2 separate regions of the Homo sapiens genome follow, and region 1 is linked to region 2. A link is an interaction called in ENCODE POLR2A ChIA-PET data of the cell type or tissue named here. Cell type or tissue: endothelial cell of umbilical vein. All regions are shown on one strand.

Evidence for each region. Peaks named below come from ENCODE experiments on the same cell type or tissue, not always from the same donor. Only the 100,000 strongest peaks of a DNase experiment are listed, where the experiment ranks them.
Region 1: POLR2A ChIA-PET joins it to region 2 with 8 read pairs; 3 of 35 experiments call an interaction of 5 or more read pairs at or near these places.

The regions. Positions count from the first base shown.
Region 1 is chr14:35,381,974-35,386,973 of GRCh38, forward strand. No RefSeq gene overlaps it. Among named protein-coding and RNA genes, the nearest start is that of NFKBIA, 20 kb to the right of the region's middle. RefSeq lists enhancers at 3,060-3,725, 3,505-4,027. In endothelial cell of umbilical vein, a CTCF peak has its summit at 2,904; a DNase peak (open chromatin) is centred at 2,638; H3K27ac peaks cover 2,354 bases.
Region 2 is chr14:34,896,392-34,901,391 of GRCh38, forward strand. No RefSeq gene overlaps it. Among named protein-coding and RNA genes, the nearest start is that of BAZ1A, 24 kb to the left of the region's middle. In endothelial cell of umbilical vein, no CTCF peak of the experiment used is centred here; no DNase peak of the experiment used is centred here.

The DNA of each region.
Region 1 (5,000 bases), 490 kb after region 2:
ATACACATATATATATACATATATATATATATATTTTTCGAGGCGGAGTTTCGCTCTTGTTGCCCAGGCTGGAGTGCAATGGCATGATCTCGGCTCGCGGCAACCTCCACCTCCCGGGTTCAAGTGATTCTCCTGCCTCAGCCTCCCAAGTAGCTGGGATTACAGGCATGCACCACTGTGCCAGGCTAATTTTGTATTTTTAGTAGAGACAGGGTTTCTCCATGTTGGTCAGGCTGGTCTCAAACTCCTGACCTCAGGTAATCCACCTGCCTCGGCTTCCCAAAGTGCTGGGATTACAGGTGTGAGCCACCATGCCTGGCCTCATTTTATATTTTTCAAATTTATGTTCAAATGTTCTCCAAAAGATCAGCATGACTGAAGATGTTGGATGAGGAGGAGAGAGCTGCAGGGAAGGGTGAAAGAGAGGGTAGATTTATAACCTAGAACACAAGCTGGGTGCAGTGGCTCACGTCTGTAATCCCAGCAATTTGGGAGACCAAGGTGAGAGGATTGCTTGAGTCCAGGAGTTCAAGACCAGCCTGGGCAACATAGTGAGACATTCATCTCTACAAAAAATTTTAAAAATTAGCCAGATATGGCCGGGTGCAGTGGCTCACGCCTGTAATCCCAGCACTTTGGGAGGTTGAGGCAGGCGGATCACAAGGTCAGGGGATCGAGACCATCCTGGCCAACATGGTGAAACCCCATCTCTACTAAAAATACAAAAATTGGCTGGGTGTGGTGGTGCATGCCTGTAGTCCCAGCTACTCGAGAGGCTGAGGCAGGAGAATTGCTTGAACCTGGGAGGCGGAGGTTGCAGTGAGCCGAGATTGCGCCACTGCACTCCAGCCTGGCGACAGAGTGAGACTCCGTCTCAAAAAAAAAAAAAAAAAATTAGCCAGATGTGGTGGTGCATGCCTGTAGTCCCAGCTACTCGAGACACTGAGGTGGGAGGATGGCTTGAGCCCAGGAGGTTGAGGCTGCAGCGAGCCGAGATTGCACCACTGCACTCCAGCCTGGGTGACAGAGTGAGACCCTAACTCAAAAAATAAAACAAAAATAAATATAAAACCTAGAACTCAAAAAAAGGCAGGCCATGAGGGAGACGGAAGGTGGGAAGGAAGCCGTGTAATTGGGCATGGATGTGACATTTCCAATAGAAATACTGAAAATGAGTCTTGAGTCATGCAAATATTCATTCAAAAATATTTCTCGAGCACCTAATTGGGAACACAGAGCAGAAAAGACACAGGTTCTGTCCTTTGAGGAGAGATGCCACACGGCTGACAGAAGACTGGCCACTGCATAGCCTGCGGATCGCCTGGAGGGTGCTGAGCAGGAAAAGCGAAGGCCTGTAATGGCGCCTGGAGCCCGATGACTCTTGTCAATGGGACGAAAACCAACACTGCCAAAGGCTGCACCAGGAACTGGTTGTGGAGGCATAGGTGTGTAAAAGAAGCTGGAATGGATTGGAAAGCGACACACCAAATTCAGGAAAAGTGCTACCTGCAAAAATGGGAGGGGAAAGGAATGGAACCAGGAGTGGTCATTAAAAGGGAAAAAGGATTGCAAGCAAATGGCACAAAATGTGATATTTCTGGGGGGAATAAATGCATTGGTTGAGATATGTACAAACGTGGTGGGATCAAGGAGAAGGAGCACTTAGAAACCTGAGGAGGGAGATAGGGGACCTGCAGGCTGAGGAGGGGTTGGCCAGCCCCAGTGGGACAAGATGGCTGGTGGATGGGGTTCAGAGGACTTTCAGGCAGAAGCACCCCAAAAGTAAGTTTGTGTCTGCTGTGGGAAAGACTGTGGCAAGCAGGTGTGGCAGATGCATGAAAGGCCTGGGCACCCTGGAAGGACATCAGGCTTCATGCTGAGGGAGATGGGAAGCTTGTTGTGGGACAGTATGAAGGGTAAACTGAGGGAGGGAGGGGCCTACAGAGCCAGGACCTTCCTCAAGAGCCCTGGAAGCTTGGAGGCCAACACACCCAGCTGCCGTCTGCAGCGGCATTGGATGCAGCACAAATGGGGGAGAAGCCCTGGGGAGCAGTTTCAGGAGAGGAAGAGGGTGGGGAAAGGGCTCAGCAAGTTGGGGAACCAGTGGAATGGTGACAAGGCCAGGTGGAGGCTGGCTGTATTTTGGGGGCATCCAGTGCCCCATCCTAAGAGCACCCTGACCTCCTTGGAGGAGATCGCCTTATGCCCGCTTCCCTCAAGGAGGGCCAAAGGGGTCATATCCTTCCCAGCCAGCCCCAACCTGGGACAGGAATGTGGCGTCCCCTGGCCAATTGGTTGTTCTTGCCTAGGGCTTTGGCTCCTGAGTGAGTGAGATGAGGACACTGGTGGTAAGAGGTCCTTTATAAAAGCAGGTGCGGCAGCAGTGGCTGTGGCCCCGGGGTCCTGGCCGAGACTGGCTGACTGGCTTCCGTCCCCAGAGCCCTCACTTCCTGATTTTCCCAAGCCTGGTTTCCCCCTGTCTATTGTCCATTCTGTGAGCTCTCCCCACTGTGGACTTCCATTAAATTCCCCGCTGCTTAAACTAGCCAGAGTCAGTTTCCTGCTCCCAGACACAAGCATGGGCCTGAGTCAGCCGCTCAACTGACGTCCGTGGAGTCAGCTGGAGTCTCTGCAGTTTGCTCCTCACAGTGCATCTTGAACCTGATTCATTCCCCTGACCTCTCTCCAGATCTGCATTTTCTCACTCCTGGGCAGCTGCAGCTGCTTCCAGCCTGGGCTTCCTCCCAGCTCTCTACATCCTAAGTTCTCTTAAGTATCACTGCTGGACTTTGGTCCTGCAGACACCCCTGCTCAAGAAGTTCATGTGGCTCCCGCCGCCCAGTGGTCAAGTCCAGCGTCCATAGCCTTCTGTAGCCCGGCCCTGCCCCCTGCCCCGTGACTGGAGAAGCCCTGTGTTCTTGAGGGGCTCCAGGCGGGTCACCTTGCAGCCTTCTCCCAATGGAAAGCCTGTCCTAACCTTAGTGAGAGTTCAGGGTTGGGGGTTGGCTCTCTGGATCTGCGTCAGTGCTCCAAGCAACTGCCTTAGTGGGGCAGTCACTGACCCCCCTGGAGTTGCTGCCATCTACAGAAGGCCTGGGCTGGGTCAGGTGGCCGCTGGCCGTTCCTCACAGCGGAACGGATGCTCTGCAAAGGCCCTCCTGACTTTTGTTCACTTCGTCCCTTTGTGAGGCCCCAGCCCTGGCAGAGGTCATGGAGGGACCATCCAAAGGCCCCGCCTTCTCCACCTTCATCATTGCAATCCCATGAGCCAGGTGGGCACAGGTGGCTTGCACTGTGGAACCTCAGGAAAAAGGAGACAGGCATTGATGCCAGCCCCACAGAGGCACAGAGCTCTTCCTTGGCGCCTGCTGTGTGGACAAAGGCCTGGCCAGTGTGCGGAGTCTGGGGTTCTGTGATGCCACAGGCCCTGCCTCTGTGTGAGCTGCTGCCTGCAGGGCCTCCCTCACCCTGCAGCCTCATCACCTCCTGACCATTGCAGGCAACCGACCAAGCTCTCGTGTGAGGTGGGCACCCCCTGGGCTGTCTCTCCAGCTTACAAGAATGGCCCCCTTTCAAGTCATTGCCTTGAGCTGTCTAGACCCATCCAGGCAGGGTTTTAGCACAAGGCTCTCAGGAGTTAAACATGCCATGAAACATGCCCCACTTCCCAGGATATAATTAGACCAGAGTCCTCTCCCTGGGAGTGTGTGCGTGTCAGAGAGAGACAAAGAGAAAGAGAGGGAGGGAGGAAGGGAGGGAGGGAGGCGGAGATTGGCTGAGGGCCTGTCTCTGGTTCGGGGCCTGTCACCCATGAGCAGCTTGGCTCCCCGCTGAGTTCCCTCGCCTCTTGCCATTGGCAAGACACACGGAGGAAGGCTCCTGCAGAGAAGACAGACAGGCAAAGCTCCTCAGAGGGGAGCTGGCCAGGAGGCCCAGGCCTCACCCACCCCGTCACTGTCCTGGCTCTGAGGCCATCCTCACCCCTTGCTGCAGGGGCTTACCCATCTCCACTGGGTTAGGCTGTGTGCCCGACTGGCCTTTTTCCTCTGGGTATTTGGGGCATGCTCACCTGTGGACTAATGTTTTTGAGAACAAATTTTAAATGTTAATAGCCTTATTTTTTTTTTCTGATAAAGTAATAGAGGAAAACATTAAAAAGAGAGTAAATCTCCCTGCTTTGTTTTGCTTTGAGGGTCTGGCTCTGTTGCCCAGGCTGGAGTGCAGTGGCGCGATCTCAGCTCACTGCAGCCTTGACCTCCTGGGCTCAAGGGATGCTCTCACCTCAGCCTCTGGGACTAAAGGCATGTGCCACGACACTCAGCTAATTTTGTTTAGTTTTCGTAGAGACGAGGTCTCACTATGTTATCCAGGCTGGTCTCAAACTCCTGGGCTCAAGCAATCCTCCCACCTTGGCCTCCCAAAGTTCTGAGATTACAGGCAGGAGCCAAGGTGACTGGCCTATTGTTAGTTTTTTAAAGTGTGATTGTAGTATTAAGTTATAGTTTTATTTTTGTTTTTTAAAGAAGGTGGGGGGAGGGAAAGTGAGGAAAGGGGTAAAGGTTATATTTTTAAAGCATAGTCCTCCTGTTTTAGGGATAAGTACTAAAATAGGGATGACTTTACATGATATGACGACTGCTGCTTACTTTTGAAGCAGCTGTGTTGTCTAAGACATACCCTGGGGTTCTTTGTCTTGTGCCAGGAAAATTTAGGGCACGGACACACACGAGGAGTTTAGGAGTGGAGGTTTAATAAGCAGAAGAGAAGAGAAAGAGAAACAGTACTCTACGAGAGAGAAAGGTCTCCCAGTGGAAAAGACCAGCGGGCAGCAGATGTGCCACATTTTAAAGGCAGGTTTGAGGAGACGGTGTCTGATTTACATAGGGCTCACAGATTGGTTCAATCAAGTATGAGATTTACATAGCACCGGGAATGCTGGACGCCCTGCCCTAATCTTATTATGTAAATGAACTCTCCCGTTGACCAGCGCCATGTTGTCT
Region 2 (5,000 bases):
CAGTTTAGCCAGGCTGGTCTCGAACTCCTGGCCTCATGTGATCCGCCCATTTAGGCCTCTCAAAGTGCTGGGATTACAGGCGTGAGCCACCGCACCCGGCCGGTGCTGACAATTCTTATGTATGATTGTGTAGCCACCTTTAGCACAGTGTCTGATACACAGTGTCTGACACGCTGTGGGCCTCCAAAAATATTTTTTGAGGAATGAATTTTTAATATTCTAGGTTCATCTTAAACTCATTCAAGCATAACATTTCACACATTTCTAAAATAGGTCTATTTTTAAATTTAGAAGTTTTTTTCATGGTGATTTTAAACTCCTTTGTATTTCTCTGGCGCTTGTGCCATTATTACTGCTATTTAAATTTTTTATTTCATTTGAAATACGTAAAAGAGTATTAACTAAGAACTGATTCATATATCAAGTGGGTAGATCACAGAGTTTAATTACCTATAAGCTGTCTGTCGGGGTGTTATGAACTTTAATACCCATAAAGGCTTCTACCACGCTGGGATGAAAGACGTTCACGAGTAATGACTAATTATCAACAGTGCAGCCACAATTTGCAAATTTAAAAATACATCTGAAAAACCATTTCAGGCCAGGCGTGGTGGCTCATGCCTGTAATCCCAGCACTTCAGGAGGCAGAGGCAGGCGGATCACTTGAGGTCAGGAGTTCGAGATCAGCCTAGCCAACATGGTGAAACTCTGTCTCTACCAAAAATATAAAAATTAGCTGGGCATGGTGGCGCTCGCCTGTAATCCCAGCTACTCAGGAGGCTGAGGCAGGAGAATCGCTTGAACCAGGAGGTGGAGGTTGCAGTGAGCTGAGATTGCACCACTGCACTCCAGCCTGGGCGACAGAGTGAGACTTTGTCTCAAAATAATAATAATAATAAAATAAAATAGGCTGGTGCAGTGGCTCACGCTTATAATCCCAGCACTTTGGGAGGCCGAGGCGGGTGGATTACTTGAGGACAGGAGTTCAAGACCAGCTTGGCCAACATGGTGAAACCCCGTCTCTACTAAAAATACAAAAAATTAGCTAGGCGTGGTGGCGGGTGCCTGTAATCCCAGCTACTCAGGAGGCTGAGGCAGGAGAATCACTTGAACCTGGGAGACAGAGGTTACAGTGAGCCAAGACCGTGCCACTGCACTCCAGTCTGGGCAAAAGAGCAAGCCTCTGTCTCAAAATAAACAAATAAATATAAATAAAATAAAATAAAAAATAAAAACACAAAATTAGCTGGGCGTGGTGGCATATGCCCGTAATCCCAGCTACTTGAGAGGCGGAGGCAGGAGAATCACTTGAACCCAGGAGGCAGAGGTTGCAGTGAGCCCAGATTACACCACTGCACTCCAGCCTGGGCGACAGGTGAAACCCTGTCTCAAAAAACAAACAAAGAAACAAAAAATAACAACAACAAAAACTCTTTAACACAGCCTTCAAAACGGTGGCCACTCTGTCTGTCATCTACTCATTAGCTTCCTATACATTCTTTTGGCTTTCTTCTCTAGCCACACTCCCCACTCCTTCTCCTGCCCCTTGGCATTTTTTTTTTTTTTTTTTTTTTTTTTTTAGACAGGGTCTTGCTCTGTGGCCCAGGCTGGAGTGCAGTGGTAAGATCTTGGCTCACCGCAACCTCCGCCTCCCAGGTTCAAGCGATTCTCCTGCCTCAGCCTCCCAAGTAGCTGGGACTACAGGCATGTGCCACCATTTCTTGCTAGGTTTTTTGTTGTTGTTGTTTTGTTTTGTTTTGGTAGAGATGGGGATCTCACTATGTTGTCTAGGCTGGTCTTGAGTTTTTGGCCTGAAGCAATCCTTCTGCCTCGGCCTCCCTAAGCTCTGGGATTTCAGGAATGAGCCATCAAGCCGGGCCAACGACAACATTTTTACTAGAATATATCAATGTCACTTTTAACTGCTACTATAAAATCACAACAAAAATAGCAGATAGCAATTTTTGATTGCTTAGTATGTGCTAGGCACTGTGTCAAGGGTAATGCATACAATATCTCATTTAATCCTCTGAGTATCCTTTGAAGTAGCTATTACTAAGCACATTTTACTCAGAAAAAAATGAAGGCTTAGAGATGTCATGCCAAAGTCATACAACTATTAAGTGATAGAGACAGTATAGCCAATATTCAATCCAGGTCTATCTGACTCACTCCTGAATTCCCTCTCCATCCTTTCTTAACCACAAGTACTGTATGCTAGGACTCACTAGGACATCATAAGTTATTTGAGATAATAGGTTGTTAGAGAAGGAGCACGGGCTTTGATGTTAGACCAGCTTTGAATCTGAGACCCAGCTAGGTCGGGTGTGGTGGCTCATGCCTGTAATCCCAGCACTTTGGGAGACCGAGGCAGGTGGATCACAAGGTCAGGAGTTCGAGACGAGCCTGGTTAACATGGTGAAACCCTGTCTCTACTAAAAATACAAAAAAATTAGCCAGGTGTGGTGGCAGGTGCCTGTAGTCCCAGCTACTCAGGAGGCTGAGGCAGGAGAATGGCATCAACCCGGGTGGTGGAGCTTTCAGTGAGCCAAGATCGTGCCACTGCACTCCAGCCTGGGTGACAGAGCGAGATTCCGTCTCAAAAAAAAAAAAAAAAAAAAAAAGAATTTGAGACCCAGCTCTGGCACAGAACAGCCATTGATCTTAGACAAGTTATATAAACCTCTCCCTCCACTCCTACCCCAAAACCTTAGGTTCTATATCTATAAAATGGAAATAATATCAGCCATCTTGCAAGATTGCCATAAAAATTAGGTATAATATATATAGAGTGCTTGACACATTATATGCATTCAATAAATTGCTTTTTATCATTGTCCTATACAATGACTTTATTTTTTCAGTAATTCATATATTTGGCAATATTGTGTTTTAGATTTTCCAGGATAGTCCATTCTGTGATTCAGAAACACTGTCACCAAAGATACATTTGTCAGAGTATGTATCCTTTTTTTTGTTGTTTAGAAACTAAAATTGTCTGGCCTGGCTGGTGGCTCACGCCTGTAATCCCAGCACTTTGGGAGGCCGAGGCAGGCGGATCATGAGGTCAAGAGATTGAGACCATTCTGGCTAACATGGTGAAACCCTGTCTCTACTAAAATTACAAAAACAAAATTAGCCGGGTGTGGTGGTGGGCGCCTGTAGTCCCAGCTACTTGGGAGGCTGAGACGGGAGAACGGCTTGAACCCAGGAGGCGGAGCTTGCAGTGAACCAAGGTCTCGCCACTGCACTCCAGCCTGGGCAACAGAGTGAGACTCTGTCTCAAAAAAAAAAAAAAAACCACACAAAAGAAACTAAGATTATCATACATTTCTCTTAGGCAAGTGGTAAGCCTATAAAACATACCTAATAAATCCATAATTAATAACTGAATGATTATCATACAGCATAAACAAATGCATGAAGAATCCACAGGTAATCAAAAAGATCTACTTTTTTTTTTGAGACGGAGTTGCACTCTTGTTACCCAGGCTGGAGTGCAATGGCGTGATCTCGGCTCACTGCAACCTCTGCCTCCCGGGTTCAAGCGATTCTCCTGCCTCAGCCTCCCAAGTAGCTGGGATTACAAGCATGTGCCACCATGCCCACCTAATTTTGTATTTTCAGTAGAGACGGGGTTTCACCACGTTGGTCAGGCTGGTCTTGAACTCCCGACCTCAGGTGATCCACCCGCCTCGGCGTCCCAAAGCGCTGGGATTACAGATGTGAGCCACTGTGCCTGGCCGGAAAGATCTACTTTATATGGATCAGAAAGAATAAGTAGAGTTCACCAAATTACATGAGTTTTATCTCTGATTTATTAAGTTCTGATACATAGGTACAATTTAATGTTCACAATTTAACCAAATAATGAAAAGGGAGCATCACTGTCTGCACCCTTAAATGTATAGTTACTAGTCAAAAAGTTTTGGTCACCATTTATATAAGCAAAATAAGTGAGCAAATACATTTACTAAATGATGCACAGTATATGTTCATATACACGTGGAAATTTTTAAAATTTATTTAATTGAAAAGAATAGGCCAGGTACGGTGGCTCACGCCTGTACTCTTAGCACTCTGGGAGGCCATGACAGAGTGACAGACTTGTGGCCAGGAGTTTGAGACCAGCCTGACCAACAGGGTCAGGCCGTCTCTACTAAAAATACAAAAAAAAATCAGCCAGGTTTGGTGGTGCATGCCCGTAATCCCAGCTACTTGGGTGGCTGAGGCCCAGAATCGCTTGAACCCAGGAGGTGGAAGTTGCAGTGAGCCGAGATTGTGCCACTGCACTCCAGCCTGGGTGACAGAGTGAGACCCTGTCTCAAAAAAAAAAAAAAAAAAAAGTACATATAGGATATCTAGCAGCAACAAAGCTAGTAAAAAAGATGAGTTTCTGAATCTGTGATTTTGGAACTAGTCTCCTAATGCTGACTTCAACTCTGAATTTAAAAAAAATTTCCACATGGAAGACAGAAATCTAAACAATGGCTCCCTAAATAAAGAACTACTTTATGTTTAAGCAATCTAATCTTTTTCACTGTACAGTACTTGTCAATTAATTTGATTAGGAACACTCTTGGAGATCAGCTAATTAAGTTGTTGCCCAGGTGGGAATTTCAAAGCTGCAGGGAGAGGCCTTTCCCAAACCTCTTCTAATTCCCCTGGCAGCTGTCAGTCATTAATATGTAAATATGAATCAGGTTACCAACTTGTATAAGACTTGTAGGAAACAAGACATGGGAGGTCTGTGGGGAGAGAGAAAGAAAGGGCAATTGCCAGGCTAGTAAGTCTGCAGTGGACAGCAATAGGCAGTTTGGGGAGTTGCAAAAGAACATAAGTGCCTGGAAGAATAGAAGATGCAGGCCAGGCGCGGTGGCTCACGCCTGTAATCCCAGCACTTTGGGAGGTCGAGGCGGGCAGATCACCTGAGGTTGGGAGTTTGAGACCAGCCTGACCAACATGAAGAAACCCCATCTCTACGAAAAATACAAAATTAG